Linked DNA regions of Homo sapiens: region 2 is linked to region 1. A link is a loop called in an ENCODE intact Hi-C map of the cell type or tissue named here. Cell type or tissue: ascending aorta. All regions are shown on one strand. Each heading gives the region's core, and the rest is flanking DNA. Links, peaks and the distances in the headings are about the cores only. Region 1 overlaps LOC107984219 (a long non-coding RNA gene). Region 2 has its middle 94 kb from the start of KIF5B.

The links. Peaks named below come from ENCODE experiments on the same cell type or tissue, not always from the same donor. Only the 100,000 strongest peaks of a DNase experiment are listed, where the experiment ranks them.
Region 2: a loop joins it to region 1, with 3 times the contacts of the local background. A loop is called at or near these places in 2 of 110 quality-filtered maps.

The regions. Positions count from the first base shown.
Region 1 is chr10:31,943,678-31,952,409 of GRCh38, reverse strand. All of the region lies in intron 2 of LOC107984219 (a long non-coding RNA gene), which reads right to left. Among named protein-coding and RNA genes, the nearest start is that of ARHGAP12, 19 kb to the right of the region's middle. In ascending aorta, for the core only: a CTCF peak has its summit at 4,591 (motif pointing right); a DNase peak (open chromatin) is centred at 4,653; H3K4me3 peaks cover 989 bases; H3K27ac peaks cover 786 bases.
Region 2 is chr10:32,145,840-32,154,571 of GRCh38, reverse strand. No RefSeq gene overlaps it. Among named protein-coding and RNA genes, the nearest start is that of KIF5B, 94 kb to the right of the region's middle. In ascending aorta, for the core only: no CTCF peak of the experiment used is centred there; a DNase peak (open chromatin) is centred at 5,111; H3K4me3 peaks cover 980 bases; H3K27ac peaks cover 3,858 bases.

The DNA of each region.
Region 1 (8,732 bases), core at 2,270-7,269:
GAGTTGGGTGAGTGGGATCAAGCATGCACATTAAGAGGCAAAATGGCAGAGTTTAACTGGTACATGACCTTCCAGGGACATCCCACTGGCAAGGGAAGAATGCCTCAAGTGAGCATGTGTGCAACTCCAGTAAATACACTGCACATGTGAACAGCCCACCCTAAGGGAATAATCAGGGGAAGAGGAACACAAGATCCCAGAAGTCTGCCAACATATAAAACCCCAAGTCAAAAGGTCAAACTGCACACTTATCTTTCAAGTCGTCTGCTTGGCCCTTTTCCAAGTATACTTTCCTTCCTTTTGTTCCTGCTCTAAAGCTTCTTAATAAACTTTCACTCCTGCTCTAAAACTTGCCTCAGTGTCTCCTGCCTTCAGCACCTCAGCTGAATTCTTTCTTCTGAGGAGAACTGAGGTTGCTGCAGACCCATATGGATTCGCTACTGGTAACAATACTACCTGGGTATCGCTGCTGTTTATTCTTTCTACTTTTATATGTCTCAAAAGGTTTTTATTTGACCTTCCTTTGTGAAAGACATTCTCACTAGATATAGATTTCTATGTTGGCTGTATTTTACTTTCATTACTTTAAAGATATTGATTTACTCTTTTCTGATTTGCATTATTTGCAATAAAAAGTCTATATACTTAATGTGTCTTTTTTTCCTGCCTGCTTTTAAGATTTTTCTTTTTTATCACTAGTTTTAAGCAATTTGGTTAATGTCTTGGTATATTTAATCATGTTTTATGTTCTTCCGGCTCACTGAAGTATTTGGCTCTTGTGTGGGTATATAATTTTCATCAAATATAAACATTTTTGGTCATTATTTTTAAATAGTCCTTCTGCTTCCACCCTCCCACCTCATATTTCTCTCCTTCTGGGACTCTATTTACAAGTACATTATATCACTTTTTGTTGCCGTATAGCCATTAAACTCTGTTCATTTTAATTTCCAATCTTTCTTCTGTGTTTCATTTTGGATAGTTTTTATTGCTGTGTGTTCAAATCCACTAATATTTTTTTTCCTGTGGTTTCCAGTTTGCTGTTAATATCATCCAGTGTAGATTTCTGTATTTGTCATATTTAGAAGTTCAACATAGGTTATTATCTTCTGTGTATCTCTTTGTCATGGTTCTTTAATTGTTTTAATGTCTTTATTAACTTTATCATATGTGCCATTTCAAGGTTTATTTCTATTGACAGACTTTTCATCTACTTATTTTACTGTTTGCATTTTCCCCTCCATGAGCTACAGCCTAGACACTCTCTAGACAGTAAGCTGGGACAAAGATAGGGTTCATCTCATTTGTTTTCCTTCTCCTAGGAAATACTGTCCTGAGCTTCCTGTTGTCCAATGTCTGGAAACCGGTGTTTCATGTATTTTTATCCAGTTTCCTGGTTAAGGTAGGAAGGTAAATCCAATTCTTGTTGTTCCATCATGGCCGGAAGTAGAAACTACTTATGTTTTTTGATCCTACTGAATGACCTTCCATATAGTCTGATGTCTAGTAATAAGGTAAACCGGCCTATAATTAAAGTAATGCACTCAGTGGATTAGCCATTGTGTCAGTGGCATCTTGTTTTATGTGCTGACAAAGGATTTCTTCTCTCTTGAAGGTTTTTAATGGACCATTCTCTTCAATTGTGTTTTTCTCCCAAGTTTTTATTTTTAAAAATGTGAAGCTTAACTAAAATTTGAGAAAACTGAACAATGAACATACATAAGCCTTTCATCTAGATTAATCAATTGTTAATATTTTGCCATGGATGCTTTATTTCTCTTTTTATATTTTTCAACCAATTAAAAGTAAGTTCTGGCCGAGTGCGGTGGCTCACACCTGTAATCCCAGCACTTTGGGAGGCCGAGGTGGGCTGATCACCTGACGTCGGGAGTTGGAGACCAGCCTGAACCAACATGGCGAAACCTCGTCTCTAGTAACAATACAAAAAATTAGCTGGGCATGGTGGCATATGCCTGTAATCCAAGCTACTCGGGAGGCTGAGGCAGAAGAATCACTTGAACCCAGGAAGCAGAGGTTGTGGTGAGCCAAGATCGTGCCATTGCACTCCAGCCTGGGCAACAAGAGCAAAACTCTGTCTCAAAAAAAAAAGTAAGTTCCACACCTAAATATTCATCCTGCATCTCCCAAGAAGAGGGAATTCTCTTATATAACCACAACAGCATTGTTCTACCTAAGAAATGTAATTGACGTAATAATAGTAATATACAGCCCATATTCAAATTTCTCCAATTATCCTTAAAGCTTTTCTTTTTCTAGATTCACAATCCAATCAAGAATACGGTTGATAAGGCCGGGCTCGGTGGCTCATGCCTGTAATCCCAGCACTTTGGGAGGCCGAGGCGGGTGGATCACGAGGTCAGGAGATCGAGACCATCCTGGCTAACACGGTGAAACCCTGTCTCAACTAAAAAATACAAAAAAAAAAGTAGCCGGGCGTGGTGGCGGGCGCCTTTAGTCCCAGCTACTCGGGAAGCTGAGGCAGGAGAATGGCGTGGACCCGGGAGGCGGAGCTTGCAGTGAGCCAAGATCGCGCCACTCCATTCCAGCCTAGGCAAGAAAGCGAGACTCTGTCTCAAAAAAAAAAAAAAAAAAGAATATGGTTGATAATTATGTCTCATTAATATCTTTTTAACCACAACAATCCTTGTGATGGTCAAAATGTTTATCATCCCTCAAAATTCATATGTTGAAATCCTAAACCCCAAGGTGAACCCTCATATACCAAATTAGAGACCTTGTAATATATGCCCATGGGAGCTCATTGGCCCTTTCCACCATGTGAGGACCCAACTGAAGGCACCATCTATGAATCAGAAAGTGGGTTCTTAACAGACACTGAATCTGCTGGCACCTTCTTTAAAACATTTGTAATTTCATTTTCATTTTTAGAGACGGGGTATCGCTTTGTCTTGCTTTGTCACCCAGGCTGGAGTGAAGTAACGTGCTCATGGGTCACTGCAGCCTCAAACTCCTGGGCTTAAGCAATCTTTCTGCCTCAGCCTCCTAAGTAGCTAGGACTACAAGCATGGGCCACCAATTCCCTGCTATCTGCTGGGAACTTGATCTTGGACTTCTCAGACTCCAGTACTGTGATAAATAAATTTCTCTTGTTGGTAAGCCACCTAGTTTATGGTATTTTGTTATAAAAGCCTGAACAGACTGTGAAAATCCCCGCCTTTTTTTTTTTTTTTGAGACAGAGTCTTACTTGCTCTGTCACCCATGCTGGAATGCAGTGGCATAATCTTAGCTCACTGCAACCTCTGCCTCCTGGGTTCAAGCCATTCTCCTGCCTCAGCCTACCGAGTAGCTGGGATTACAGGCACGTGCCACCACACACAGCTAATTTTTGTATTTTTAGTAGAGACAGGGTTTCACCACGTGGGCCAGCCTGGTCTTGAACTCCTGACCTCAAGTGATCTGCCCGCCTTGGCCTCCCAAAGTGCTGGGATTACAGGCGCGAGCCACCGTCCCTGACCACACCCCCCCTGCCTTTTTTTGTCTTTTATAATATTGATAGTTTTGAGGAGCTCAGGCCTACTACCTCATTTTATTTAGATTTTTATTTTTCTTTAAAAATTAAAAAAAAATGTTTTGTAGAGACAGGATCTTGCTATGTTGCTCAGGCTGGTCTTGAACTCCTGGGCTCAAGCAATCTCCTCACCTTGGCCTCTAAAATTGTTGGCACTGCAGGCATGAGCCATTGTACCTGGCCTAATTTAGATGTTAAAGGATTGTAACAGTGTTAGTAAATTTTATGACAATTTGAGAAAGAGAAACTCCTAAGTCATTTTGGACTAATATTCATCCTGTCACTTTGAAGACTATGCTAAATTTTGAATGTGAATGAATCTCATTTTAAGAACTAATACCCTAAAATTGCTTAATGACTCAAGTGTGCTATTATATAATAGAACTTAAAAGTAGAAAACATCTAATACTGCATTTTTTCCTAGTGAAGGGATAAGCAGTTGAGACATTTTAGCTCTATTTTGTTTTGTCATTTTTGTTTTATGATCACAGGATTACTTAAAAAGGTGGACAGCTGGGCACGGTGGCTCACGCCTATAATCCCAGCATTTTGGGAGGACAAGGAGGGAGGATCACTTGAACCCAGAAGTTTGAGACCAGCCTGGACAATGTAGTGAGACCCCGTCTCTACAAAAATTTTAAAAAAATTAGCCAGTTGTGTTGGCGTGAGCCTGTAGTCTCAACTACTCAGGAGGCTGAGGTGGGATGATCACTCGAGCCTGGGAGATTGAGGCTGCAGTGAGCTGTGATCTTGCCACCGTACTCCAGCCTGGGTTGACAGAGTGAAAAGAAAAAAGAAATAAAAAGGGGACCTAACTTTTTTACAAGCACGATTTTTGTGTAGTGTATATAGAAAGTCAATTTTTTAATGTGTTCAGCAGCTGAAATCGTTGTATACTTCCCCATGTGCAATGGAACAGAAAAACGCTCGTTGTTTTAGAACACCAGAATATGCATGAGACATAAATGTGTTTTTCCCTGATGAAAACAACTTCATTTCACTTCCGGAATTTCAAAACTACCATCTGGTAGTCAACCCTGTTTTTCCACCAGATGGCAATAACCCATAATGGCTGAGCAGGATGAATGGAATGTACACAAAACAGTGCAGGGTGTGAGCATTAAAAGGGCTGTGAACGTGAAATGTGGTAATGTAGGAAAAACGATGAGTCCCAGGAGAAGAGGATAAATAATGGATTGCTAAATCTGGCACCCTTGGAGCTAACAACATCCATCATAAAAGGGGTCACATCATTTAAGAGCAAACTTTAAAAGCAGAAAGCGTTCCAGTATTTGTTATTTTTTTTTGGTTTGTTTTCAGAATCACATATTATAGAACAGCTGACAGAGTGGAAAAATTGTTGATATTTAAGTAGAATCTGTACCAAAAACATATTGTATGTTCCTAACAGAAGTGATAAATTCAGAGAGATTATTTTAGGAAAAAGGAGGGAACCGGAAGAACTGCTGATGAAATCTGCAGGCCACTTCTCTTCCCCTCCACCATGACTTCAAGAATCCTGCTGACACTTCACACTTCTCTTCCCAAGTCTGTTTAACTGGGTACACCTATTTGGTTTGGATTTTAGGTGGCATAATACAACCCAACCCAATGCTATTCAAACTCCTGTAAATAACTGACAGCAGGCTACAGTCCCAAATTACAACACGATTTTCTTTTTTGACAGGTTTTATGTAAAAAGACTTTCGCCCCCTATTAAATATCTGTCATTTTCTCTTGCTCTGGGTTCTTTTTCTGAGAACTAGACATACCTCTGATAAAGGTCATGCTATTCTTTTTGGAGACTAAATAATACCAATATTTATCATTATTTTTACCATTTTCCTTTCTTTCTTTTTGAAAAATAACAATATGGGCCTGGCGTGGTGGCTCATGCTTACAGTCCCAGCACTTTGGGAGGCTGAAGGGGATGGATCACCTGAGCTCAGGAGTTCGAGTTCGAGACCAGCCTGGGCAACATGGTGAAACCCCAGCTCTACAAAAATTACAAAATTATCCAGGCCCATGCCTGCATGCCTGCAAGGCTACATGCCTGTAGTCCCAGCTACTTGGAGGCCGAAGCAAGAGGATTGCTTGAGCCTGGGGGGCAGGGTTTGCAGTGAGCCAAGATCCTGCCATTTCACTCCAGCCTGGGCAACAGGGTGAGACCCTGGACCTTGTCTCAAAAAAAAAAAAAAAAAGTTAAGGAAAAAATAAAAACAACATGGAGAAACCCCATCTCTACTAAAAATACATAATTAGCTGGGCATGGTGGTGCATACCTGTAATCCCAGCTATTCAGGAGGCTGAGGCAGGAGAATCGCTTGAACCTGGAAGGTAGAGGTTGCAGTGAGCTGAGATCGCGCCATTGCACTCCAGCCTGGACAACGAGAGCGAAACTGTGTCTCAAAAAAAAAAAAAAAAAAAAAAAAGAAGTAAAGAAGTTCCAGCTTGTCAGATAAAGACCAGAATTTTAAATAGACTGGAAAGAACTAAAACAAAGGTGGTTATTAGGGCACATGCTTACACAATTTCATAGGAAGCAGGACCATTTCCTTTTGTTTTGGTAAGTACATCAATGATCTATCTAATATAGGCGAAGATGTACATAAAACAAACAAAAAAAAAGAGATGAGATCTAAGCAATTCAGGTTTCCTTAGAAAATATTTTTTTTAAGGGTGCTCTAATGAAAAATGTTAAGCTCTTCTCTCTCTCTAACATTTTTATGTTCACTGTAAATGTCCTAAGGAATCAATATAAAATTCTTGAAAATATGGAAAAGTAAAAAGACATCAGTCTAAAGACAACTAATATTAACATTTTTGGCTGGGTGCAGTGGCTCACGCCTGTAATCCCAACACTTTGGGAGGCTGAGGCAGGTGGATCACTTGAGGTCGGGAATTTGAGACCAGCCTGACAAACATGGAGAAACCCCGTCTGTACTAAAAATACAAAAAAAGTAGCGGGCCATGGTGGCACATGCCAGTAATCTCAGCTACTCCGGAGGCTGAGGCAGGAGAATCACTTGAACCCAGGAGGCGAAGGTTGTGGTGAGCCGAGATTGCGCCATTGCACTCCAGCCTGGGCAACAAGAGCAAAACTCCGTCTTAAAAAAAAAAAAAAAAATTAACATTTTTAGTGTATTTTCTTTCATAGTTACTTTTTAAAAAAATAATTGTTTTCTTCATCTTTAAAAAAACCTGTTTATTTTCATGGGTGTTTCATAGTGTTCATGACCTCATCTCTCATATTACATGATAACATAAGTCTTTTCCTAGGTGATTAGAAACACTTCATAAAACAATTTTAATTGCTTCACATGTTTCAGTATAGTGAGCCATACTTTAACATATCACACATTTATTTAGTTTTTCCTTTTGCTATTACAAATAGTAGCACTGTGATGCATGCTCTAGTGTATACAAAATATTTTTCATATTTAGGCTTATTTAGGATGGATCCCTAAGAGTGAAATTAGTAGTTCAAAAAGCATAAACATTTTTAATGCTTTGTCTTTTATTTGTATCATTGCCAATTTTTTTTTAACAGAGCTGAGTCCATTTACACTGCTCCTAGCAATGTGCAAGAAAGCAGCTTTCACACTGATGCCATTACTGTATTGTCATAAAAAAACAACCAACCAAACACTTTGGGTCTCTCAGTAGTGTTTTAATTTGCATATCTTTGATTACTAGTGAGATGGAACCTTTTCCCACTGTTTGTTAAACAACTGAATTTCCTCTTTTGTGAATTGTCTACTTTGTCCTTTGTCTGTTCATCTCTTGGGGTCTTTGTTATCCCTATTTACATAGAGAACTGACAAGCACTGCCCAGAGAAAGGCCTTCTGTATGCGACACCATGGAATTCTTCCTCTTTTAAGTTATTCCAGACGAAGCATTCAAACAGCAATGTGAAGGGGAAGCCAGGAAGAGCAAAAAGATCAGCAATATATTTTTCTGTGCTATTCAAATGAAAAAAGGTTCATCTTACTGCAGTAAAATGGCTCTGTTCCTTTACCTAATCCAGTACTTATTTTAATACTGTGTATTGGAAATTTTGATCACTTTTCAAAGAATTCATTGTATATTATATAACACCGGGAGTACATCTCACCATGACTCACTGCAAAGCTATGGTGGTTACACAAAGTGTTGCCATGCCAGGCTCATCTTTTAAAATGATTTAATCAGATGTGATTTTAATTTAATTTAACTTGATGGAGTGTCATACTTTATTCTGTAGCCACTTCCTGAAAGGTTGGCACTTCCACGTACAGCTTTTCTTCTGAATACAATTAGAGCAAGTACAAGGAGGGGATATAAATACAGACTCCTGGCTGGGTGCAGTGGCTCACACCTGTAATCCCAGCACTTTGGGAGGCTGAGGCAGGAGGATCCCTTGAGGTCAGGAGTTCAAGGCCAGCCTGGGTAACATAGTGAGACCCTGTATCTATTGAAAAAAGTAACAAATAAATAAATACAGGCTCCTGGCTTTGAAGTGAAGGTAGTTCAGCTGAACTGTTCTCACACTCTGTACTGCAGTGTCCCGTCCCAGGCTTCAGTGACATGCCTGCCAGTGGCAATGGCAGGGCTTCAAGCCAGTAAATAAGGCCAGGAGCAGTGGCTCATGCCTATAATCCCAGCACTTGGAGACGCTGAGGTGAGAGGACACTTGAGACCAAGAGTGTGAGACCAGCCCGGCCAATGCAGTGACAGTTAAAAAAAAAAAAAAAAAGATCAGTAAATTAGTCTAAGGCTGCCTTTGTTCCACTTGGTCAGTTATGGAACCTTCCTAAATTTCCTTATCTGAAAAGTGGGGATAGTAATAGTTCTTCTTCCTATCCAAGATACAGTTTAAACATTATAAGAGAAAAATATTTTCAGGATGAAAACAAGAATGTTAAGTATTACCATATTATAATGAATGTTATTTAAAATATAAGAACCAAAAATGACTTATTTTGTCAAATATCTTAAGGTCATAAAAAGAATCAAGGCCTATTACGACTGAATAGGATCTGAGAATCAGCCAAACCAATCCTCTCATTTGACAGAAGAGAAACTGAGGTCATAGCAGGTAATATCCAAGATAAGACTTGTCCAAGATGGCGCTGCTAACTAATGACAGAGCTAGAATGCTAATTGGGGAGTTCCATAAAGAAATCCCCTCAAGAAATCTT
Region 2 (8,732 bases), core at 2,195-7,194, 200 kb before region 1:
TGAGACCAGCCTGGCCAAGATGGTGAAACCCTGTCTCTACTAAAAATACAAAAATTAGCTGGGTATGGTGATAGGTCCCTGTAATCCCAGCTACTCAGGAGGCTGAGGCAGGAGCATTGCCTGAACCAGGGAGATGGAGGTTGCAATGAACCCAGATCATGCCATTGCACTCCAGCCTGGGTGACAAGGGCGAAACTCCATCTAAAAAAAAAAATGCTTTAATGAGGCCAGGCATGGTGTCTCATGCCTGTAGTCCCAGTGCTTTGGGAGCCTGAGGCAGGAGGATCACTTGAGGATAGGTGTTCAAGACCAGCCTGGGCAACATAGTAAGACCTTGCATCTACAAAAAATAAAACTAAAAAATTTAGTTGGGTGGCGACATGTGCCTGCACTCCCAGCTACTTGGGAGGGTGAAGTGGGAGGATCTCTTGCACTTAGGAATCCAAGGCTGCAATGAGCTATGATTGCACCACTGCACTCCAACTTAGGCAACAGAGTGGAGTGCAGTGGTGCAATCATAGTCTCTTAATAAAAAAGAAAAAAGCTTCAGTGATCAATTATGAACATACTTGAACCAAATGGAAAAAAATATAAATCTGACCAAAGAAATAAAAGCTATAAAAAAAACTCAAGTCAAAAATTTTGAACTGAAAATACAATAAACAAGTGAAAAACTCAATGGATGGGTTCAATAGCAAAACAGAGAAAATAGGCTGGAAAAAGAAAAGAAGAGATCATTAGAGACCTGTAGAAAATTATCAAAATATTTGTGTCATCAAAGTCCCAGGAGAGGAGAAAGGGGACAGGAAGTACTAGAAAAGTATTTGAAGAAATAATGGCTGAAATTTCCCCAAATTAGGCAAGATACATAAACCTAAAGGTTCAGGAAACCTAGAGAATCTCAAACAGGATAAAGCCAAAGAATCCATACCAGGACACGTCACAGTCAAATTCTGAAAACTAAAGAAAAACGAAAATATTTTAAAGCAACATGAGAGAAATACACCTTATGTATAAGGGAAAAACAATTCCAGTGGCAGCAGATTTCTCATCAGAAACCATGAGGCCAGAAGGAATTGGCACAGCATTTTTCAAGTTCCGAAAGAAAAGAATTGTCAACCCAGAATTCTATATCCAGTTAATATCGTCTTCAGAAATGAAAGGGAAATCAAGACATCCTCATATGAAACAAAACTAAGAGAATTTGTCACTAGTAGACCTGCTTTGAAAGAATGGCTAAAGAAAGTTCTCTTAAGAGAAAAGAAGTAATAAAAGAAAAAATATTGGAATATCAGAAAAGAAAATAATAACAACAAAAGTGAAAATAGGAGTAAATACAATAGACTTTCCTTCTCTTCTGGAGTTTTCTAAATTGTGTTTGATAGTTAAAGTGAAAATTATAACAATGTCAGATGTGGTTCCAATGCATGAAGAGGAAATAATTAAGACAATTATCCAATAATGGGGAGGTTAAAGGAATGTAAAGGGAGGTAAGGTTTGTACACTTCATTCAAACTAGTAAAATGTTGACACTAGAAGACTATGATAATGAGTAGTACAAGTGACATTTTTGTAGTAATGGAAAAGTCCTTTGTTTTGATTGCAATGCTAGTTACATGAATCTGATGTGGTAAAACAACAGAGAACCACACACACATACACACACATGCACACACACACATTGTCCCAATGTTAATTTCCTGTTTTTGATATTGTACTATAGTTACAAAAGATGTAGTTATTGAAGGAAATTGGGTGAAGGCTACACAGACTTCTCTGTACTATCTTTACAACTTCCTATGAATTTATAATTATTTTTAAGTAAAGATTTTTTTATAAAGTGAATGTAGTACACCTCGTTAAAATATGAATGGAAGGCAGTAGATGTTCCTAAAAATGAGGTTTTATATATATATATATATATATTTTTTTTTTTTTTTTTTTTTGAGACGAAGTTTTGCTCTTGTTGCCCAGGCCAGAGTGCAATGGTGCGATTTCGGCTCACTGCAACCTCTGCCTCCCGGGTTCAAACGATTCTCCTGCCTCAGCCTCCCGAGTAGCTGGGATTACAGGCATGCACCACCACGCCCGACTAACTTTGTATTTTTAGTAGAGATGGGGTTTCACTGTATTAGCCAGGCTGGTCTCAAACTCCTGACCTCATGATCTGCCCGCCTTAGCCTCCCAAAGTGCTGGGATTACAGGCATGAGTCACTGTGCCCAGCCGAGGTTATTTCTTAATCAGGACTTTTTTAGTTGCAAGTGGCAGACACCTGAATCAAACCACTTCAACCAGAAATTTATTAACACACATTAACTTCATCACTTAGTTTTGCTTCTGTCTGTGGACTCGTTTCACTTTATGCTGCAGCAGCCAAGCCTCCTCCAAGGAACATGACTAAGGATTAGCAATCTGAGAGCTTAAGATCCAAGAACAAGGGAGTCTCTCTATCCTTCCTAGCATGCAAATGTAACATTGGAGACCTCCAAATGTCTCCACAAGTTGGAGAACACTCCAATTTGCCTGGCTTGGTCACATGCCTATCCCTGGGCCAATCGCTATGGCCTGGAGGTAGAATGTTGTGAGTGACAGCCCTTCCCCTTGCTCCACCCACAAAATGGAATTGGGAAGGAAATGCTGTAATAGAAGAGGGAAGGGATGTTGGCCAGCAAATACACTGAAGTCCACTCCAGAGCCTCCAGTGTCCTGCAGGGATTACAGAAGTAAGAGAATAATGAGAGTCCCTCTTACAAATGGAATCATACGGCATTCTTTTTTTTGTGACTGGCTTATTTCACTTAGCATAATGTCCTCAAACTTCATTCATGTAGTAGCATGTGACAGAATTGCCTTCTTTTCAAGGCTGAGTAATATTTCATTGCATGGATGTGTCACATTTTGCTTAGCCATTCATCCATGGATGGACACTTGGGTTGCTTCCACATTTTATCTATTGTGAATAATGTTGCTATGAACATAGTTGTACAAGAATGTTAGGATTTTAAAAGGAGAGAAAGATCACAAAAGAACATAAAACATCCCATAAGGCCATAAGCAGTGGCTCACGCCTATACCTTCACAGCACTTTGGGAGGCCAAGGCAGAAGGACTGAGACCAGCCTGGCCAACGTGGTGAAACCCCTTCTCTACAAGAAGTATAAAAATTAGCCAGGCATGGTGGTGCATGCCTATAGTCCCAGCCACTTGCGGGGTTGAGACGGGAGGATCTCTTGAGTCCGGGAGATCGAGGCTGCAGTGAACCTGCACCGCTGCACTCCAGCCTGGGCGACAAAGTGAGACCCTGCCTAAAAAAAAAAAAAAAAAAAGAGAAAGAGAGAGAGAGAGATAGGAGTGTAAATAAGAGAAATGAGAGGGGAAGCAGCTGAGCTGGCCAATCATATCTCCTGGGCAAAGCCATTCCAGGTCCTGTGGGTGAACCAACACAGCTTCCAGGATGTATTTGAAATAAGAGTCAAAAGAGCTTCTGAAACTTCGAAAAGCTTTTGTGAAAATTCAAATTCTTGTGTTGAATTCAGAACCCCAGCAGGTTGTAGGCATATGGTAAACATGAGTGATTTAACTTCTAGTTAGAGGAAAAACAAGGTAAAAACCACAGGAAATTGTTTTTACTTCACGGATCCATTTCAGATAAGATAAGGCTGAATGAGGGAGCAAACTTAGAAATCAGATAAGGAGTCAAAAACAACAACAGGAATAAACCGAAGGGAAGGGCATGATGTCATGCAAGCTTTCTGTCATTCAAGAGAACATTTTGAAGGTCATCATCTGGTGTTAGTTGGAGTTTAATTTTTGCTTCTCACAGCAACTTGTATCAGAGAAAGAAAATGCTTCTGCACGCAGATCCCACAGTCCTCGGTGAGGAGGTTAGGCTGTGCTGTCTCTAGCGAGCAATACTCCTGTTAAGTGACTTGGTAAGCTGGGCGCAGTGGCATGTGCCTGTAGTACCAGCTACTTGGGAGGCGGAGGCAGGAGGATCACTTGATCCCAGGAGTTTGAGTCCAGCCTGGATACATAGCAAGACTCTGTCTAAAAAACAACAACGGCTGAGCGTGGTGGCTCACGCCTGTAATCCCAGCACTTCGGGAGGCTGAGGCCAGTGGATCCACTTGAGGTCAGGAGTTTGAGACCAGCCTGGCCAACATGGTAAAACCCCGTCTCTAATTAAAAAAAACCCAAACAAACAAACAAACAAACAAAACACAAAAATTAGTCGGGCGTGGTGGCGCACAGCTGTAATCCCAGCTGCTCAGGAGGCTGAGGCAGGAGAATCTCCTGAACCTGGGAGGTGGAGGTTGTAGTGAGCTGAGATCATGCCACTGTACTCTAGCCAGGGCAACAGAGTGAGACTCTGTCTCAAAATAAATAAATAAATAAAAACAACAACAACAAAAAAAAACACAAAAAGACTTAGTGGAATGGTTCTGCATGCTTCCTCAAATCTCCCAGGTGTGCCGGGCGTTATTGTTGACAGGTAGCTATTAAGCACCTCATCTATAAGAAATAAAAACAATAATGAGCAGGACCAAGGACTTCTCTTCATTTTTGTTTTTTGGTTTTGTTTCACTCTGATACTCTGTTTACAAATACAAGCATAAATGAAAATTGCCTGCATTTGTTGTGTAGCTACAGGACATCTTGCTAAAACTTTTGATCTCATTGCATCACCACAACAATCCTAGGAAGTGAGTGATATTATTATTGCCACCTACAGAGGAGGGCAGTGAGGTATGGATTCATGTGCAAGCACAGGCCTGACTCCAAAGGCTGCATTCTTAACTTCTTCCTCAAGGCTTTCTGCTGAAGAGGAAGCTTAGCTATTTTCTCCAAATACAAGGGAATCTGCTTTATTGCCTGTACACAATTGGCACTTTTTTGGGGTGGGAGGATAAGTTAAAGAGACCTTTGCATGAAGTTGTGATGTTCCCTACCAAATGTAAGTTAAAGTTCCCAATGACTTGCTGTTGGTTGTCAAAACAGAGATTAACAGTCTGAGTCATGGAGTCATTTATTTCAAATTTGGCTTCTGCGCCCATTGTGAAGTAATTTAAAAAATGGGCCACGGGCATGGGAATGGCTTGAGTGACGTCACAATTGGGCAATGTGATCCCACCCTGGGAGGCTGAGACCTAGATTCAAATGGAGTACTCGCCTGTCTGTCCCTTCTCTGCTACGGTTCAGGTTAGATGAGCTGCTCCCGTTGGTGGTTTTTATCTCTTAGCTACACAGCTGCCTGTAGCACTCTCGTCTTTCAGAATGAGTTGCCAACTTTCCATTCTGGCCGTCAGAATTAAAACAAAGAATCATCCTCCAAAGTCATCCAGGCCGGTTAGTTTTTTTCTCTCTCTCCCTTTTGGCATTGGTGTTTTAAATGGAAATCTGATTCACCTGTCACCAAAACACACAAGAGAGCGCTGTATCAGAGGTGCTGGACAAAATTTGTCTCCTGGTATCCTATTCAGGGGTGAGCACCCCACCTGCTGAAAAGGGAGCCTCAGAGAGAGGCCAGAGAGGCAGTTCCTCGGCAGGGGGTGGGGAGGTGGGTGGGTGGAATATCTCTGAGACCCCAAGGGAACATTTTTTTTTTTTTTGAGACAGGGTCTTGCTCTGTTGCCCAGGCTGGAATGCGATGGTGTGATTGCAACTCACACTGCAATCTCAGCCTCCCAGAGTTAAAGGCTGGGTGCAGTGGCTCACACCTGTAATCCCAGCACTTTGGAAGGCCGAGGTGGGTGGATCACCTGAGCTCAGGAGTTTGAGACCAGCGTGGCCAACATGGTGAAACCCCATATCTACTAAAAATACAAAAATTAGCCAGGCATGGTGGCGTGTGCCTGTAATCCCAGCTACCAGGGGGCTGAGGCAGGAGGATCGCTTGAACCTGGCAGGCGGAGGTTGCAGTGAGCCAAGATCGTGCCACTGCACTCCAGCCTGGGCAACAGGGCGAGACTCCATCTCAAAAAAGAAAACACAAAAAACAAACAAACAAAAAAAACCTCCCAGAGTCAAGTGATCCTCCCACCTCAGCCTCCTGAGTAGCTGGAACTACAGGCATGTACCACCACAATCAGCTAACTTATTTTTCAAGTTTTTTGTAGAAACAAGGTCTCCCTACATTGCCCAGGCTGGCCTCAAACTCCTGGCCTCAAGCGATCTTCCCACGTCAGCCTCTCAAAGTGCTAGGATTACCAGCCAAAGGGGACATTCTTGACCAGACGATGTCCCGAAGCACGGGAGTACTGGGCCATGTCAGTTCCGTGAGATTCGTCCTCTCTAGAATGAAACTGAGAGGATCAAGTGATATTAAATATAACAATATTAAGATTCAAAAAGTCTTTACCATTGCTCCAACAATCCCACTACTGGGTATCTACTCAAAAGGAAAGAAATCATTGTATCAAAAAGAATCTACCCCACTCATATGTTTATGGCAGCACTATTCATAGTAGCAAAAATATGTAATCAACCTAAGTGTCCATCAACATAGGATAAAGAAAATGTGGTATGTATACAGTATGGAATACTACTCAGACATAAAAAGGAATGAACTCATGACATTTACTGCACCATGGATGGAACTGGAAGCCATTATCCTAAGTGAAATCACTCAGAAACAGAAAGTCAAATACTGCACGTTCTCACTTAGAAGGGGGAGCAAAGCAATGGGTACCTGTGGACATACAGATGGAATATTAGACACCAGAGACTCCAAAGTGTGGGAAGGTGGGAAAGGGTGAGGGTCAAAAAATTACCTGTTGGGTACAATGTTCACAATTCAAGTAATGGGTTCACCAAAAGCCCAGACTTCACCACTATGCAATATATGCTTGTAAGAAATCTGCACTTCTATCCCCTAAATTAAAAAAAAAAAAAAAAGAGGCTGGGTGTGGTAGCTCAAACCTGTAATCCCAGCACTTTGCGAGGCTGAGGTGGAGGGAATCACTTGAGGTCAGGAGACCAGCTTGGCCAACATGGTTCAACTCTGTCTCACAAAAATACAAAAATTAGCTGGGCATGGTGGCAGGCACTTGTAATCCCAGCTACTTGGGAGGCTGAGGGAGGAGCATAGCTTGAACTCAGGAGGCGGAAGTTGCAGTGAGCCGAGATCATGCCACTGCACTCCAGCCTGGGCAACAGAGCAAGACTCCAACTCAAAAAAAAAAAAAAAAAAGAACATAGGTTGAATCAGTGGGTGCACGTGGACACACAGTGTGGAATAACAGACACTGGAGACTGTAAAACATGGGAGAGTGGGAGGGGGTGAGGGCTGAAAATTACCTATTGGGTGCAATGTTCACTATTTGGGTGATAGGTACCCTGAAAGCCCTGGCTTTACCACTACGCAATAGATGCATGTAAGAAACCTGCACTTGTAGGCCCTAACACTATAAAAATAAGCAAAAAAGAATACAGGTTTAAAGATGTAGGCACCCCCTGCTGACAAAAAAATCCCCACTGAAGTGTAAGCATCTGACCTAAGATCCTTTTCTGATATCAGATTTGGTGGTGGCAGGAACAAAAGGGCACCAATCCCAGAAGGGGGAGGCTAGATCAACTTTAGGTCACGACTTACTACTTTCCTGGTAAGTTTTACTTGCTCTAGAATACTCTAGTCTTAATATCTGCTCCCTTTAGGGTTATCAGTCTTGAAAAAAAAATGAAACATTTTTCAGTGTAAGTATGTCCCATGCAATATTTGGGACACACTAATATATCATTTGTTTTTCCATTGCTTTTTTTTTTTTTTTTTTTGGAGACAGTCTCACTCTGTTGCCCAGGCTGGAGTGCCATGGCATGATCTTGGCTCACTGCAACCTCCACCTTCTGGGTTCAAGCGATTCTCCTGCCTCAGCCTCTGGAGTAGCTGGGATTATGGGCACCTACCACCACGTCCAACTAATTTTTGTATTTTTAGTAGAGATGGGGTTTCACTATGTTGGCCAGGCTGGTCTCAAACTCCTGACCTCAGGCAATCCTCCTGCCTCAGCCTCCCAAAGTGCTGGGATTACAGGTGTTAGCCACTGCACTCAGCCTGAAATTCATATTTAACTGGGCATCCTGTATCTCACCTGGCAACCTTAGTTCTTTGATCTGAGAGTTTTCCACGGGGTATCTCACAGACAGAAGGGATGGGATGCCATCATCAAGCATCCCGACGTCAGAGAATGGGCCCAATGCCTTCCTATCCTGGCAGCTTAATATGAACTTGGAGCTGCACTCAGGAATGTCTGGACTGGGCATTAAAAGAACAGTTTTCACAGAGGACTCAAAAGGGACAATTGATGGTGGGAGTGGTGGCCAGGTCTGAGAGTGGTCATGACAGGATGGTGAGGAGGAGTGGGCAGGATGGAGCTTATGCTGAGCATTTGGTCATGCGTATTTGTTTTTCTGTTGCTACCATGGCAAATGACTGCCAAGTCAGTGACTTAAAACAACACCCATTTATTATCCCACAATTTCTGTGGGCCCTACATCCAGGTAGGCATGTCCAGGTCATGGGATTGAAATTCTGCCTCCCACAACAGGCTTTGGAAATTGACAATTCACTCTGGCTGGCCAGGGTTGGACAACCTCTCAAAGCAGAAGAGCAACTTCCTGTCATATCTGAGGCTACAACTGTTCATGTAGCCACTTAGGGTCCAGTGTGATATAACCAGGGTAGAGCCCAAAGAACTTTATTCTGGTTCCAGCTCTGCAGCCGCCACAAGAAAGAA